Regions from separate parts of the Mus musculus genome. Here region 2 is linked to region 1. A link is a loop called in an ENCODE intact Hi-C map of the cell type or tissue named here. Cell type or tissue: left cerebral cortex. All regions are shown on one strand. Region 1 overlaps Zdhhc17 (zinc finger, DHHC domain containing 17). Region 2 has its middle 4.8 kb from the start of Gm29916.

The links. Peaks named below come from ENCODE experiments on the same cell type or tissue, not always from the same donor. Only the 100,000 strongest peaks of a DNase experiment are listed, where the experiment ranks them.
Region 2: a loop joins it to region 1, with 3 times the contacts of the local background. A loop is called at or near these places in 16 of 42 quality-filtered maps.

The regions. Positions count from the first base shown.
Region 1 is chr10:110,986,816-110,994,815 of GRCm38, reverse strand. The region is part of intron 1 of Zdhhc17 (zinc finger, DHHC domain containing 17); the gene reads left to right. Among named protein-coding and RNA genes, the nearest start is that of Zdhhc17, 19 kb to the left of the region's middle. In left cerebral cortex, CTCF peaks have their summits at 3,849 (motif pointing left) and 4,908 (motif pointing left); DNase peaks (open chromatin) are centred at 2,551 and 4,902; H3K27ac peaks cover 523 bases.
Region 2 is chr10:111,084,318-111,092,317 of GRCm38, reverse strand. No RefSeq gene overlaps it. Among named protein-coding and RNA genes, the nearest start is that of Gm29916, 4.8 kb to the right of the region's middle. In left cerebral cortex, no CTCF peak of the experiment used is centred here; a DNase peak (open chromatin) is centred at 3,870.

The DNA of each region.
Region 1 (8,000 bases):
CAGACCCTCCCTCAGCTCAGGAGCTTACTCCGAAGCTGTGTACTTCACCTTATAACCCAGCTATGTCGGTTATCCTCTTCCCATGGCTCTTCCTTGGCCCTTGATCTTGGTCTCTCCTTTGTCTTCCTCGTGTTCCCCATGTTCCTGACCCCGTGGCCTAGTCCAGACTGCTGATCACGTTTAGTGTACTACTGTCTCTCTCTGCTGGACTCTCCCAGATGCTCTGGCTGCTCTTCCTCTCTATTACGTCTATAATAGAAGCCTTCCCCACAGCCATACCTTGAAGCAGTCCTGCTGTCCATTTATAGTCTCCAAGTAAAGTTCAGAATAGTATCTAGGAAGTAAAATTGGCTACTATTACTAATTTAATTTTAACAAAGTTACTTATTTTTAATATGATGTGTATATGTTGTGTGTTGGGATGGAGGCTGTGCATATGAGCGCAGTTGTGTCCAGCCCCTGGAGGGACCGGACTTGTGAGTTGTGTGTGCTCCTTACCTGCTGAGCCTCTTCTGTCCCCGGATTGTTTTCCTATGCATTTCAAGATGAGTGCACATGGCTGCTTTGTTAATCTTGCTTTTCTCTGGGTCTTTTTTTTTTTTAATTTAACTTTGACATTTTGTTTGTCTATGTACCTTACCTGAAATTGTAAATATCCATCATTCTTCAGTGATTTATAGGTTTAATTTTGAATCATTGTAAACATTAATTTATTTGGAATGTTTGAATATCATAGTATAGCTATGCAGGATCTTAACGCCTCCACTGCTGGGGCATTTGCTGAGACGGTGTTTGGGCACACGCTAGATAAAATTATTTCCTTGTCAACATGTAAGTGGTAATACGGTTTAGAATCTGTAGTGTTTTCCTCAACCCTGTCTGGGTATAATTTTACTTCAGAGCGTAATAATCTTACCTTTATGGTGTTTAGAACTGTATTTTCCTATGCAGCAGCCTCCGTGACATGAGACTGTTCGAAATAAATGAAGTTGATAAAATAAAAATTCACATTTCAGTCATAAAACTGAAATCTTGAGTGTATATTAGTGTTATGTGTCTAGCAACTATTGCTTCTGACAGCACAAAATTGAGGGCTGTCTTCCTATTGCACAGGTCTATTGGACAGCATCCATCTGTGTAGGTTTTCTACATTTTCTATGTCTTCCACAAATGTCTTTTGGAGAATGGAGAAATTGCTTAGTTGGTAAAAGCTTATGCGTTTAAGGATGAAGACCTGAGTTTGACCCACGTGAAAGCTGGGCTGAGCAATGTGCACGTGTAACCCTGGAGCTGGGGGCAGAAAGAAAAGGGTTCTCAGAGCTGGCCAGCCATTCGAGCCAGATGCTGACTGAGCTCCAGGTTCAGTGAGAGCCCCTGCCTGGCTCAGAAAGCACTGTGGTAAGATCATTCACTGCTCCTCCAGAAGGCCAGAGCTCACAAGTGCATGTAACTCCATCCACGAGATTTGGCACCCTCTTTTGGCCTCTGAGGATGCCATACATAAAAGTAATAAAGAAAAAAAAGATGGAGAGCAATTGAGGCAGACACCCCATGTCAACTTTAGGCCTCAGAACCCATCCTCACATCTCCATGCATACCCATACATGCACACACATGTACACACATACACACATCTCCATGCATATCCACACATGCAACACACGTACACACATACACACATACACACAAACAGGTAGTACATGAGTGGAATCATTTAGAATGTTCCATACAGGGTTTATTTATTTTTTCTCCCATGCAGCATAGTTGTTGGAGATTTGTCAGGTACTCCTGGTGGGTCATTCCCTTTTATTACTGACTGCTGTTCCATAGTGTGAATAGACCATTTTATACATATACTGCAAATGACCTGGGTTCCCAGCTTCTATTATATTTGTTAAAGTATATCTATGTATGTATATCAATATATATCATAGTTTTTGTATTTAGTTATAATTATTTATGTACAGGTATTTACACAAGCAAAATTTTTATTCTAATGCAGTTACTGGATCACATGGCTGTATACTAGTGTTTTTAAGAAATCAAGCTCTTTCCAGAGTGGCTGTGCATTTTACATTACCGTCAGCTGAGTATGTGTGACACAGTCTCTGATCCTCATTGGTACTTGGTGATGTTGCTTTCTTATTTCATTGTTCTGGCTTCTTTCCAGTCTGATTTTCAGATTTCTTTTGTGATTCAGTTAAGTTACCATTCTGTAGGAGAGTGCTGGCAGGGGTGCAGGGGTGTGGAGTTAGGATCAGGTATGTGTTAAAAGGTGAGACCTGAGTGCAAGAAACAGAAGACATTTGCAGTAAGTATGAGGGGCTAAAGGTGAACTGGAAGTAGGGAGAGAGAGGAGACAACTTTTGATGTGCCTTTATGAAGGGTCACGAGGGTGGCAGTGTTGACCTTGCTGGGGAAGGGAAAGAAAGGGTGTGGATTTGCTAGCCAAAGCTTAGTTATTGAATGTGCAGGCGTGCTGTGTGGGTCACATGATTTGCATAGTGACACAGCACGCGTATTCAGAGGACAGCTTAACAGAGCTGAGTCTCCTCAGCCTTGTGCAGATTCCAGGGATTGAGGCGAGCTTCCCCAGCAAGCACCTCTGTCTGCCAAGCTGTCTTCTGCCCCCACAGCGCACACGGATGAGTGAGTGCCTCATTTACACGGGCACTGACAACTGACCGTTAGGTTTTATCATGGCTAACAGCTGTGGGGTTGTTTGATGTGAGATTAGGAAATAAAGAACAAACTAGCTATATTGCAGTCACTCAAGTAGGGAAGTTTTAAGTAGGCCAGAGATGACAAGGTAGCACTTGTTTTCAGATATTTTATGTCAAGCTTAAAAATAGATGTGGAGACGGCAATTCTATTAAATTATGACTGACCCACTCACTGTGTATGTGTGTGTGTGTGTATTCCCCTCCCCCCCCATGTGGTGTGTGTGTGTGTGTGTGCACACGTGTGCGTGTGCTTGTGTGTGTGTGTTGATACTGGTTTTCTTGGTTGCTCTCTGCCTTATAGTTTGAGGTAGTCTCTTGCTGACCCTGGAGCTCACCATCCAGCTAGCTTAGTCTCGCTAGCTTACTGGAGAACCTGCCCCTTGTTTCCCAAGGGCTGGGGATTAAAGACAAGTTTATTATGTCCATATGGCTTAAAGTCATCACTTTATCTGAGGAACTATCTTCTCAGCCTGATGCCCACCCCTTTTCTTTCTTAGATAACATCTCCTATGTAGCCAGCCCACTTTGACCAGGAACTTGCAATCTCCTCCCTCAGTGTCCTGAGTGATGGGATTACAGGACTGATATGGCAACCACACCCTTGGACACTTCTAACCCACCCTGTAGTTTGTGATGTTTGCCACTCGGGAAGTGGCTGATGATAGTAAATATCCTTTCTCCTGTATATCTTCCTTCCTGTATCTTTGGTAAAGTATCTCCTGTCTGCACTAGTTTACTAGGGCTGCTGGGATCAAATAACAGACCAGACGGTTTACTTGTGGAGAGCCCTTCCCCAGTTTGGAGGCTAGAAAACAAAGGTCCAGATTACGTTGTGGACTAGTATGCTCCTTCCTTTGAAATCTTTAGCCTTTAGATGCCTGGTCTCACTGCCTTTTTAAAGGTTATACTTTTTTTTTTTTTAACATTTAGTTTTGTAATAAGTTTTGAGTTGATTTTTATGTAATTTGAGTTTGAAAAATTGGGTTGATTGGGGCTGGAGAGGTGGTTCAGTGGTTAAGAGCACTGACTGATCTTTCCGAGGTCCTGAGTTCAAATCCGAGCAACCACATGGTGGTTCACAGCTATCTATAATGAGATCTGATGCCCTCTTCTGGTGTGTCTGAAGACAGCAACAGTGTATTCACATACATAAAATAAATAATCTTAAAAAAATGGTCTTTTTTTTTTAATTTTAATTTTGCCTATGGATTCCCATTCATCTCCGAAAACTCTTTTTTTGTTTGTTTGTTTGTTTGGTTTTTTTTGTTTGTTTGTTTTGAGACAGGGTTTCTCTGTGTAGCCCTGGCTGGCCTCGAATAAAAACTCTTTTCTTAAATTGCTTTTATATTGTTAAAAATATTTGAGCAAATACATGGGTTTTAATTTTTAGGGTTTGTTTTTGTTTTCTTTTCTGTTTCTGGAGTCTTTTTGTGTCTAAAACTAAGCCAGCCCCATGCGATGCTGGTAACTTTTGTTTTGTAATAGTTCTTAAAATTGACTTTTAGAAGATAACAGGTTTCTTCCTATATCAATTTAGAATAACCTTGTCTGTAGCTACAAAGAATCTTGAGGGATTTTGATAGAAATTGCACTAAACAGACACACACATATATAAATTTGAGGAGAATGGCATCTTTATGATGGATATTCTAGTTAATAAATACAGTATGTAGGTCAGTTTATCCAGATTTTGATTTCTGTCATTGGCATTTGACATATGATGCTGCATATGACAGCTACACAGACTCCTGGGCTTTGCTTGCCCACCAATTCGTGGCCTCACCACACCATTTCTATCAGTGAGGAAACAAGTCTCTCTCCAGTTTTGAAACCAAACCAAACACTATTATTTTCCTTAGGTCTCCTTTCTGTTCTGGCTTCTGCTCTTATTAGTAACAAAACTTCCCTAGAAGAGTTGTAGGTGTTCCATGTTCTGTCCATCCTTTCTTAAGCCATCTCCTGTCAAGCATGCATCCTCACTTTGTCAAGATAATCTGACCTCCTGCTGCTAAGTCCCCAGGCCAGTTTGACAAGCTTTCTTTGTTTTGCTGTAGGGAAATAGTAACTGAAGTGTGTGAAGGTTTGGTGTTTTCAGGTCTCCAGAGCAAGAAGTCTGATAAATCTAAGCTCAGTGGGAGGAAAACATTTGTATTGTTAGTGAAGGTATAAAGTGGTACTGCCACCTGGAGGGCAGTTTCATAATAAAGTTCAAGAAACCAAGCCATTTTATCTGTAAGTAGGTGCTTACCTGAGTTGAAAAAATCTAACCAGCACAGTATCAAAAAGAATAAACGGGCAGTATTTTTGTGTGATTTATTGGTGCAGTGAAATACATTTACCATCGAGTGAAGGAGAGCCATGTATCTCAGTGCTGATTATTCTCAGAGTGACAGTGCTTACCCTGGATGCCCTGTGTAGAGTAGGTGTTGGTACCGCTTTCTCTGAGCGTTTTTTTTTCCCCCCTGGATCACACTGCTAAGCATGGGACTGACAAGGGTTCTTGTATTTAAGGACAGAGGTTGAACTTGCCCGAAGTAGATATCATCTACCCCACAACTCTTTATGACCTCTACCCTGCCCAATATAGAGACAATTTAACGAGAGAAGATTCTTTGAAGAATTTAAAGCGATTATCTCTCAACTTACCCAGTAGTATTCTTGCTAAACTTGGGCTGTGCAACCAAATGAGGACAGGAGACTAGGTCAAGAAAGGGGCGCAACTGAACACTGTGGCTGGAGCCTGTACTACCAGCAGCATTTGGGAAGCAGCTCAAGGTTCACAAGTTTGAAGCCAGGTTGGGCTGGTTAGTGAGACATTTTCTCAGTGTTCAAAAGAGCTTAACTAAAGTTTGTTCAAGGAGAGGGAGTAGACGTCCGAACTCTCAGGATGTCCCAGTTGAGAAAGCAAGTACTTGAATATCTCCATAGGTATTCATGACAATGGTTTTGGATTTCTGATCCAGTAGCCTAAGACAAAAATTTGTGTTGCTTTAAGCCACTAGGTTTGTTACAAAAGAGATGGTGAAGTAACATAATTCTTTCACACAATGCCTGATGATTTGTTTGCATAGAAAGGGAGCTCAGGTAGGAGGGGAGCTAGCTGAGTGTCTCAGAGAGCTAAAGTGATGCTCAGATTGTGAACTGGAGGATTTAAAGGCCTAAGCCTGAGGACATCTTCTAAGTAGGATGACTAACATGAGCTAAGGTATAAGACAGCAAGGATTTTGGAGGACACAGCTTACAGATGTGTAGTGTGGGTAGAGGAGAATGGTAGATACTAAAGTCGAAGAAAAAAGTAAACAGGTCATGGAAGATTCTGTAACGTTGCTGAGTGTGCTCATTTCCGTGCTAAGCCTGATCATAGGAAGAGAGTAGTAGAGGCAGAGGCATGGATGGACTGAGGTGCTGAGGGGGTACAGAGCAAGGCCAGCAGGGGTTCCTCTAGAGAAAAGCAGTTCGGGAGCTAAGCTAGTCTAAGGTAGTCTGCCTCAATACCTGCAGCAAGCAATCCGACCCCACACAATCCTTGATTAGAATCAGTCTGGTAAAGTGTTTACTATAGGTAATTTGGTAATTTTTGCTAGTACTTGGGCATGAAAATGAGAAAACAGTACCACCTACTTTTAGGAAATTTAGATTGTTCTTTAGACTGTTCAAAGAGATATTCTTATATTGATACTCATATGTACATAAGAAGTTATTGCTTATATAAGAATAAGAAAGTTTTCTTATATAAGAAATCTGTGAACATAAATTAGCAAAGCCATATATTAGTTATAACCACCTTTTAAAAATAAAGATGATTTCTAGAGATCGATCTGTGTGGTACTTTACAAAATACATAGCTCTCGTGACTATACTCCTTAGGATACACAGGTTCTGCTGAAGTCTCAGCTCTGAAATGTTGACAGCTCAAGGGTTACTGGTTCATGATCCATGCACGCTTTAGGGTAAGCAGGGGCTACTTTTGGACCCAGAATTACTATTTTACTCTTGAGAGCATTGCCAGTGTCTATGACCCAAAGAAAGCGAGAGGCATATATTTGTTGTTCATATTCAGTTAAAAATAGGGATCTCTCACTTACACACACTTGGCCAGGGTCGTAGAATCTATGTGCTTGAGACATGGGAGTATTTGGTCAATAGCACTAATGATTGCAGTTGTATTTAAATCTAAACATCAAAACCAGAGAAGCCCAGGAGAAGATTGTGTGTGACTGTTAGTTGTAGAATGTCAGAAATACATTGACGCCACAAATCAGTGCTACTAGAAAGGGGCAGCTGTCTTTAAGTAAGAAGATGGGTACTATCTAGTCTTGCATATACAACTCTAACTCAAACATGTTAAGTGAATCGCAGGACTCCAGGAAAGTTCTTCTCCTCCCAGGTATGGGGACAGGACATTTTCAAAAATTGTACAGTAGGCAAATACTTAATTTAAGTAATTAATTTTCTTTTTGTAGATAGGTATTCTATGTAGCCCTTCCTGGCTGTCCTAAAACTGACTCTGTGGACCAGACTGGCCTCAGACTCACAGAGATCCACCTGCCTCTGCCTTAGAGTGCTGGGATTAAAGGGTGTGCCACTACTACCATCGTACATGGTATTTTTAGTAGGGAGAATTTTTTAATAATGTCCATTGCCATGGGAAAGTAGTTAATAGTATATTGTAAATATTGTCCTGTAGCTAGAAATACTCACACCCTCTTCAGGAAATGAAGAAATGTTAACTGAGTTAGTTAAAGGGGTTTAGGGTTTTGTTTGTTTTTTGTTTTTTGTTTTGTTTTGTTTTGTTTGTTTTTTGATCCAAGGTCTCTCTAGTATATATGAAACTCTTGCTCTCCTAGAACTTGTTATGTAAAGAGATCCTCACATGCACAGAGATCCACAGCCTTTGCCTCCCTAGTGTTGGGATTAAAATGTTTTTCAGTATGAGAAAAAGAATCCCATCCATTCTTTTATTTCCTTTAGTGGTACATGCCCAGTGCTAGTGCTTGTGAGTTTGAGGTGAGACTGGGGCTATCCAGTGAACCTGACTTAAAAAGAGGGCACGGGTGCCCTGCGAGGCTCTGCTGCGCTGCAGATACTGCCATGACACGTGTCTCCGCCCTGCTGTATTTTAAGCCTAGTGCTGAGGAGAAGTTTAGAGGGGTTGTGGAAAAGGAGCTACGGACAGACGTAGAGGTTAGCAGGACTCGCCCGAGAGAGAACTCAGCCCGATGTCAGGGAGGTGATGACGCCGCCCGCCAGTTGCAGTGCCAGTGTATGGAGTGCCTA
Region 2 (8,000 bases), 98 kb before region 1:
AGTTCATATTGTTGCTCCTCCTAGGGGGCTGCCAACCCCTTTAGCTCCTTGGGTACTTTCTCTAGCTCCTTCATTGGGGACCCTGTGCTCTGACTAATGGATGACTGTGAACCCCTTATTATTTTAAATCAAATTAGTGTTAATTACATTGCTGTGACCCTATCTCATCTGCCCTCATGTTGCCTCCCCTCCTTCCTGGAGCAACTTTGGTTCATGAAACCTCTCTGACACCGATAACCATATGTGACAGCCTGTGGCTCCCAGTTTACTGCTGTTGCTTCTGTCCCCTGCTCCGGCCCAGACTGTCACTATACAACCTGCTTTTCAGGTCCTGGGGTGCCCCTTGCTGGGGTTCCCTCTGGTGCTGGGTCCCGATTCTTTTCTTGGCTTATTTTACTTCCGTGGCATCCAATAACTGCTCAGAGATTGACAGAGATGATGTGGGGGAGGGGCTAATTCTTTTGAATCCTGCTCAATTGAAAACTCTTTGTATTTTATGTAGTGTTAGACTCAGTAGGCATAGAATCCTACTTAGGGATTATCTTTCAGAATTCTAAAGTTTCAACCAATCATTTGTGCTCTAGTTTCCATTGTTTGCTGCTAGGAATGTGGCTCTCATATCCTTTCTCTGTGTCTTTCAGTCTCAGGAGCACCTTATTCTTTGTTTGTTTGTTTTGCTTTGTTTTGGTTTAGTGTGTTTTTTGAGACAGAGTCTTACTATGTAACTCTTACTGTCCTGGTATTTACCTACTGCCTCAGCCTTCCAAGTGCTGGGATTAAATATCCATACCATGACACTCTCCTATCTTTTCTTTTTAAAAAATGTGCTTATTTATTATGTGTGTGCATATGTGTGTTCGTGCCACAGCACACGTGTAGAGGTCAAAGGGCAACTTTGTAGAGAGTGTTCTCTTATTGCACCACATGGGTTCTAGGTCTTGGACCCAGGCCTTCCCCCAAAACCCCAAACAGTGTTTCTTCTTGTAGCCCTGGCTATCCTGGAACTCTCTCTATAGGCCAGGCTGGCCTTGAATTCACAGAGATCCACCTGCCTCTGCTTCCCGAGGGCTGGGATTAAAGGTGTGCGCCATCATCGTTGGCTGGGACTAGCATTTTACTTGGTGAGTCGTCTCAGTTCCCCTGACCACCCTATTCTTTCTCCTAGGCCTTTGTCATTTTTTTTTCCCCTGTATTCTTGGAATTATCTTGGAGTTAATGCAGAGTCCCTCTTGGTCTTTAAGAGTTTCCTCAAAAATCTAGTGACCTTTATTTCTACTATAGATAGTGTCTTAGTTAGGGTTTTACTGCTATGAACAGACACCATGACCAAGTCTTATAAAAAACAACATTTAATTGGGGCTGGTTTACAGGTTCAGAGGTTCAGTCCATTATCATCAAGATGGGAACATGGCAGTATCCAGGCAGGCATGGCGCAGGAGGAGCTGAGAGTTCTATATCTTCATCCAAAGGCTGCTAGTGGAAGACTGACTTCCAGGCAACTAGGGTGAAGATCTTATACCCACACCCACAGTGACACATCCATTCCAACCAAGTAACACCTATTCCAACAAGGCCACACCTTCAGATGGTGCCACTCCCTGGTCCAAGGATATACAAACCATCACAATAAGGTACTGAAAAAGAGGCTGATGAAAGTCCAGTTTAGGTGTCTGGAGCTCGGCCCAAGTTTATAGACTTCATTGTACCCTTATCAGAACACTGACCTGTCCATTTATGAAGAAACTTCCTGCAGAAGCAGCCAGCTTCCTTACAGTTTCTAGACCCTGTCCTGAGCCTGGATATTGTACAGTTGAGACTCAGACCGAAAAAGGAAATGACCTTACCTTCGTCAATGGAGGGGACTGGAGGAGGGCAGCGGGGTAGGGCAATGGATAAGAAGAGAGTAGGTAGGACCCGTAGGTGTGAAGATGCCACCGATGAAGCTCACGGATTTACCTGATAATCTGATACATGATTTTAAAGAAAAGGGAAATGTGGCGTGAAGTGCTTCTTTTATATTGGATGGAGCGATTCACCCGGTGTCGTCCTCCACGAAAGCTGGACGAAGAGGTTCCGAGGGTCTCTAGTCTGGCTGGAAACAGCCAAAGTGTTGCAGCTCTCAGATGGGAAGTAAGGAGGTTTGGACAGCCTTCTTAGGGCAGGTAGCTGGGGTCCTGAGACTTGTCTGCTACCATAGCAGTGTCAAAACCAACGGTAGACGGTGACAAGTGGTAGCAGGCAGTGGTGGGAAGCGGCGATGGCACTGGCAGTACCAGCGCTGGTGGTGGGGTGGGGGCGGGGATGGCAGGGGCCGGTCCGAGGTCCAGGGACAAAGGCTTTGGGAGAGAGAAATCTCCCCCAAAGTGTTAGAGCTCAGTAAAACCGTCACTCTCCACAATTCTCGGTGAAATAACTTGCGCAATTTATTCCATGTGGGTGGGGATTTAACATTGAGGAGCGGGGTGGGATCCAGGGGTAGATGCTTCCCACTGGCTCAGATTAAGACGCCAGGGATGCTCTATTTGCATGGGGAAGGACTCCAGGTTTTCCCTATGTGACTGATTGTCAAGGTCATGGTTATGTGTCCCAGATCAAGTAGAGGAAGGCAGGGAGTTGGCCCCACTCCTACCATTCTCAATGCTGAGATTCACGGGGTTTGAGCTCACTCAACCTTACCAGTTCTTCTGTTTGGTAGCACAGTCCCCTTGCCCGGCAACCCTGTAGCTGATAAGCAAGTATTCGGTTGTATTTGCCAGAGTTCCACCTCTGTTGTTGAGAAGGGCCGACTGTCATTGAGAATAGAAGGTTAAGAACTTGGATCCATGCCAGGCTGTGGTGGCGCTTGCCTTTAACCCCAGTACTGAGGAGACAGAGATACATAGATCTCTGAGTTTGAGGCCAGCCTGGTCTATAAGAGCTACTTCCAGGACAGCCAGGGATACCCAGAGAAACCCTGTCTCAAAAACAAAACAAAACAATACAGAAACAACCCTGTACAGGTTTGTTAGGAACAATGAGAGCTCTGTGTTGAACACAGTGCCTTGCAAGTTCACAAGCCCCCTGTGGTCGTTATATCAGTCAAATCCAACTCAGTAGGTCTGTGAGGGTTGGTTTTTTTTTTTTTTTTTTTTAACAAAGGTTGGCACATGCTTATTTAAAACAGCCTTTTAAATATTATGAGATAGAAGTGAGTGAGGTAATTTCACAGGAGAAGCTCTAGAAATATTTTGTTTGTGTCTTTGAACATACCAAGCAGCAAATCTTGGCTTGTAAATCACTACCCTGGAGTCTACAGTGGGGCAGGGAAACCCGCTTCACGGTAACCAGAAAGCGGGATTTAAAGCCTTCCCGAGAGTAGGCGGCTCTGCTTCTTCCTTGGAGTGCATTGTTGGTGACCAATCGTGAAGGAAAAAAAAAATCTGAGATTAAAAATAATATTAATGATTTTCTTTAAAAACAAATGACAAGGAGAACAAACTGGTTTTGAATCAGACTGGCAGCTATGGATACTGAAAAACATGCTTGTTTTATTATTTTGACAGTTCACACTTTAACGAGTATTTCTCGCCATATTCCTCAGAGAGGAGTCACAGAAAAGGGCCTCGAGGAATGGGGAGTCTGCAGGGGGAGACGGTACCTGCTTCAAACCCTGCCGGCTAGTGTGTGGAAGGGCTCAGGTAAAACTGATGTGTTTGTCCCTTGTCTCCCTCAAAGAAAGGAGGAGGAGTGGAGAAAGAGAAGATGGGAGGAGAGATGAGAGGAGAGGAAGAGGAGGAGGGGGAGGAGGGGAAGGAGGAGGAGGAGGGGGAGGAGGAGGAGACCTGCCAAATCTTCTCAATTTGTCAGAGGGTTGTTGGTGACTCACCTAGCAGTCAGAACAGGATTGGGAATCAAAACAAGATTCAAGACGAGGCTCTCTTCTTGCACAGCCGCTAACACTTGGTGTAGGTATGGATCTGAATGACAGGCAGACCTTTAATGCGGTCCATTTAACATGGAAGACAGAACAAAACTACAGGCCAAGCTGAATTCTATGGCTCACTCAAACCACTTTTTGACCTAGACAGTTTTATTTTTATACCTGAACAGTTACCGTTTTATAGAGGGGGGGAAACCTTCCCTACTTTCAAATATAAATAAATACATCAACTCCAGTTGCCACTGGCATGCCTGAGAGCAGGCCCTGATTGCCAGCACGGACTCTGGAGCCCCACATTCTGGTTCAGGGCCGGTTTGCAGCTATAACCGTGACAGTTCTGTCAGTATCTTAGTGCCTCTGTTTTCTCACCTGCAAGATGGGCATGGTAACAGCAAAACTTACTTTGTTAAGCTTTTGTGAAGATGCACTTAGGTAATAAAGTTTAAATGCTCAGAATATCATTGTCATTGATAATCTAACATAGATTATAATCGTATGTCATATGAAGCCCAGAAGTCCAAACAAAGATCCTATAAATAAGTATTTACTAGCACATTTTACAGATGAGAACTATTAGACTTTTGGCCTGGTAGATTTTAATTTGAATTTGTTGTTGTTGTTTGTTCTTTTTTATTATTTATTATTTTTTAAAGATTTATTTATTTCATGTATGTGAGTACACTGTTGCTCTTTTAAGACACACCAGAAGAGGGCATCAGATCCCATTATAGATGGTTGCAAGCTACCATGTGGTTGATGGGAATTGAACTCAGGACCGCTGGAGGAGCAGTCAGTGCTCTTAACCCCAGAGCCATCTCCCCTGCCCCATTGATACAGTTGTTCTTTTATTTTTACAGAGAGGGTCTCACTACTTAGCCCTGGCTGGCCTTGAACTCACAAAGTTCTACCCAACTCTGCCTCCCAGGTGCTGGGATTAAAGGCCAGCGCCACTATTCATGGACTGGTCAGGAGTTAGGAAAAAGAGAAGAACCTACACTGAGATGGGGGAGATCACGCCCACCACCATTAGCAGGGAGTGAGCCAGCGAGTGTGAATGTGAACCATCCCTAGAGAGTACGGTGCACATCCTAGCTTATGTGCATAAAGCCCTGATTTCCTTGTTACTAATGTCCTTTGCTGAGTGACAGTTCACTGCTTTCGAACACTTTCAGTGATGAAGATTTCATTACTTCATGAAGCGGATGGACTATTACATTTGAAGATTTTTTTTTTTAATTATTAGAAAGTTCAGCTTTGGAGCTGGAGTGTGGATCAGAAATGGAGGGCTTGTTTCATGCGCACACTGCATAGAAGCAGGAGGGGGGGAACTCAACTCTGAGCTGCAATCATGGCACGACTCACAGGGACTCATAAAAGGTCTTTAAAAAAGATTTATTCAAGTCTGGGGGGGGGGTGCACGCCTTTAATCCCAGCACTTGGGAGGCAGAGGCAGGTGGATTTCTGAGTTCGAGGCCAGCCTGGTCTACAAAGTGAGTTTCAAGACAGCCAGGGCTACACAGAGAAACCCTGTCTCGGAAAAAAGAAAAAAAGAAAAAAATAAAGAAAAAAAGATTCATTCATTTTCTTTTATGTATATGAGTGTTCTGGCTATGTGAATGTATGTGTATCGTGTGCTCGACTGGTGTCCATGGATGTCAGAAAGCGTCAGATCTCCTAGAGCTCTTATGGATGGCTGTGAGCCACCACGTGGGTGCTGGGAGCTGAACACGGGTCTTCTGCAAGAGCAACAAATGCCCATAACTACTGCGCCGTCTCTCCAGCCTCAGAGCAGGTCTTAAGAGGGTGGATCTGGCAGGCACAGGGCTTGGGTATTTAGGGTTAGGTTTCAGGGATCTGGAAACTTAAATAAAGGGGAAGATTTTACTCATCTCTAAGTTAAATTTCTCTCTCAATTATTGAATAGAGACCTAAACCACAATAGTATTAACAGCCTTTATGACTATCTGTAACAGAATTCACAAGCCAGATGAGGGGGTGTAGCCATGTAATCCTAGTATCTGGGAGGCAGATAAAGGAGAAATGCTGTGAGCTCAAGGCCAGCCTGGGGTAGTGAGTTCAAGGCCAGCCTGGGGTAGTGAGCTCAAGGCCAGCTTGGGATACTGAGCTCAAGGCTAGCCTGGGGTAGTGAGCTCAAGGCCAGCCTGGGGTACTGAGCTCAAGGCTAGCCTGGGGTACTGAGCTCAAGGCCAGCCTGGGGTACTGAGCTCAAGGCTAGCCTGGGGTATTGAGCTCAAGGCCAGCCTGGGGTAGTGAGCTCAAGGCTAACCTAGGGTAGTTAGTGACACATCTTGAAACTGTGCCTCAAAAACAAAACAAAAATCACAGATAATTTTGTATCCCATCATATTGATATCCAAAATCTTGAAATAGCATTTCAGTTCAAGATAACTTTGTAATCTCTGGTCTTACTAGGCACGCTTATTTGCGGGAGAGAGGTTCCAGCAGGTGTCAATGCAGGCAGATAGAGATAAAAGACTGAAAACCCAGTGCAGATTGACGTCATCAGCCTAGATCAGACTTGGGAAAGTCTAGTGCCTGGTGGATCATTGTCAGCATATTTAAACCACAGTGCAATTTGGGGAAAGGTTTCCAGGCAACAATCAGTCCAATCAGCCCAATTGCAGGTGCACAATAAAGCTTAAGGCGTGGCTTCACTGAAACTCTTTTACAAAATACGAGGGACCAGGAAGGTGGGTTCTGTAAAAAACGCCAAGAATCTAATATGGTCTCTGACAGCGGGCCATTAAGTGTTGTGACATCTACCCAAGGACGGACAATGGTCTAGGGAGGGAGAGTCTTATAACGTTCTGGGGAATTTGGGTGAGGTTTGTCGCTATAGCAAAAGGTGGAGATCTCTGCCTTCACCGAGAGCAGAAAGGTCAGCAGATCATTAAGAAAACCCACTCCCAGTCTTCAGGGTGGAATGTAGGTATTTGATTTTCTTTTCCTTTCTTTCCTGCATTGAGGAGGCAACCCTTCGTGATTAATATTCTTGGTTCTCTTAGTGCTTCTCTGTGAGGGCAAACACCTCTGTGCCCCCAACACTTACTATTTTGGGGAATTAAAAGTAAAAATGAAAGGCCAAGCATGGTGTGGCCCACACCTTTAATCCCAGCACTTGGGAGGCAGAGGCAGGTGATCTCTGAGTTAGAGGGTGAGGCTGGTCGACATAATGAGTTCTAGGTCAGCCAGAGCTGTGTAGTGGGACTCTGTCTCAAAACAAGACAAAACAAAACAAAGCAAAACAAAACAAAAGTGACTGAGGGGAGGTAATGAACATCAATAATCCCAAGTACACGGGAGGTGGAAACAGACGATCTGAAATTCAAGGTCAGCGTAGTGAGACCACAGCCAGTCTGGGCTCCAGGAGACCTTTTCTTTCTTTTTTAAAAGATTTATTTATTTATTATATGTAAGTATGCTGAAGCTGTCTTCAGACACACCAGAAGAGGGCATCTGATCTCATTACAGATGGTTGTGAGCCACCATGTGGTTGCTGGGATTTGAACTCAGGACCTCCGGAAGAGCAGTCGGTGCTCTTAATCACTGAGCCATCTCTCCAGCCTGAGACCTTTTCTCAAAACCCTTTTATGTTGCTATGTGACAATCTTATTTTTAAAACATTTCAGTAACTGTAGTTTAATAGAACTGGCTTCTTTGTAAGCCCATGATACTGTTTACGTCCTAATCTAAAAATGTCTGTCAGCTTCATGGCTCATCCAAGGACACCATGAGACTTTTAGAAGTCCCAGTTATGACCCAGGCCATTGGATACTTGAAAGCAGTTTTAAGTATTCCTTAGCTTGGTCGTTTGCGAGATGAAAGTCCCTAGTGTTCTATTTCAGGACAGAACATGTCATTAAGAAGCTGCAGCTTGGGAGGGGCTGGAGCAGGAAACGGGATCCTCCTGGTGCAGAGATGGATCACCCAGGACAGGTTCAGAGCCAGATGCTCACAGGAAAGCAATACCATCCAGTAGCAGAGCTTGTGTGGGGGAGGGAAGGCCAGCATAAATGGGTGGTGTTTAAAGAACTTAGTCCAGGTTCCAGGGTTTGTCTGA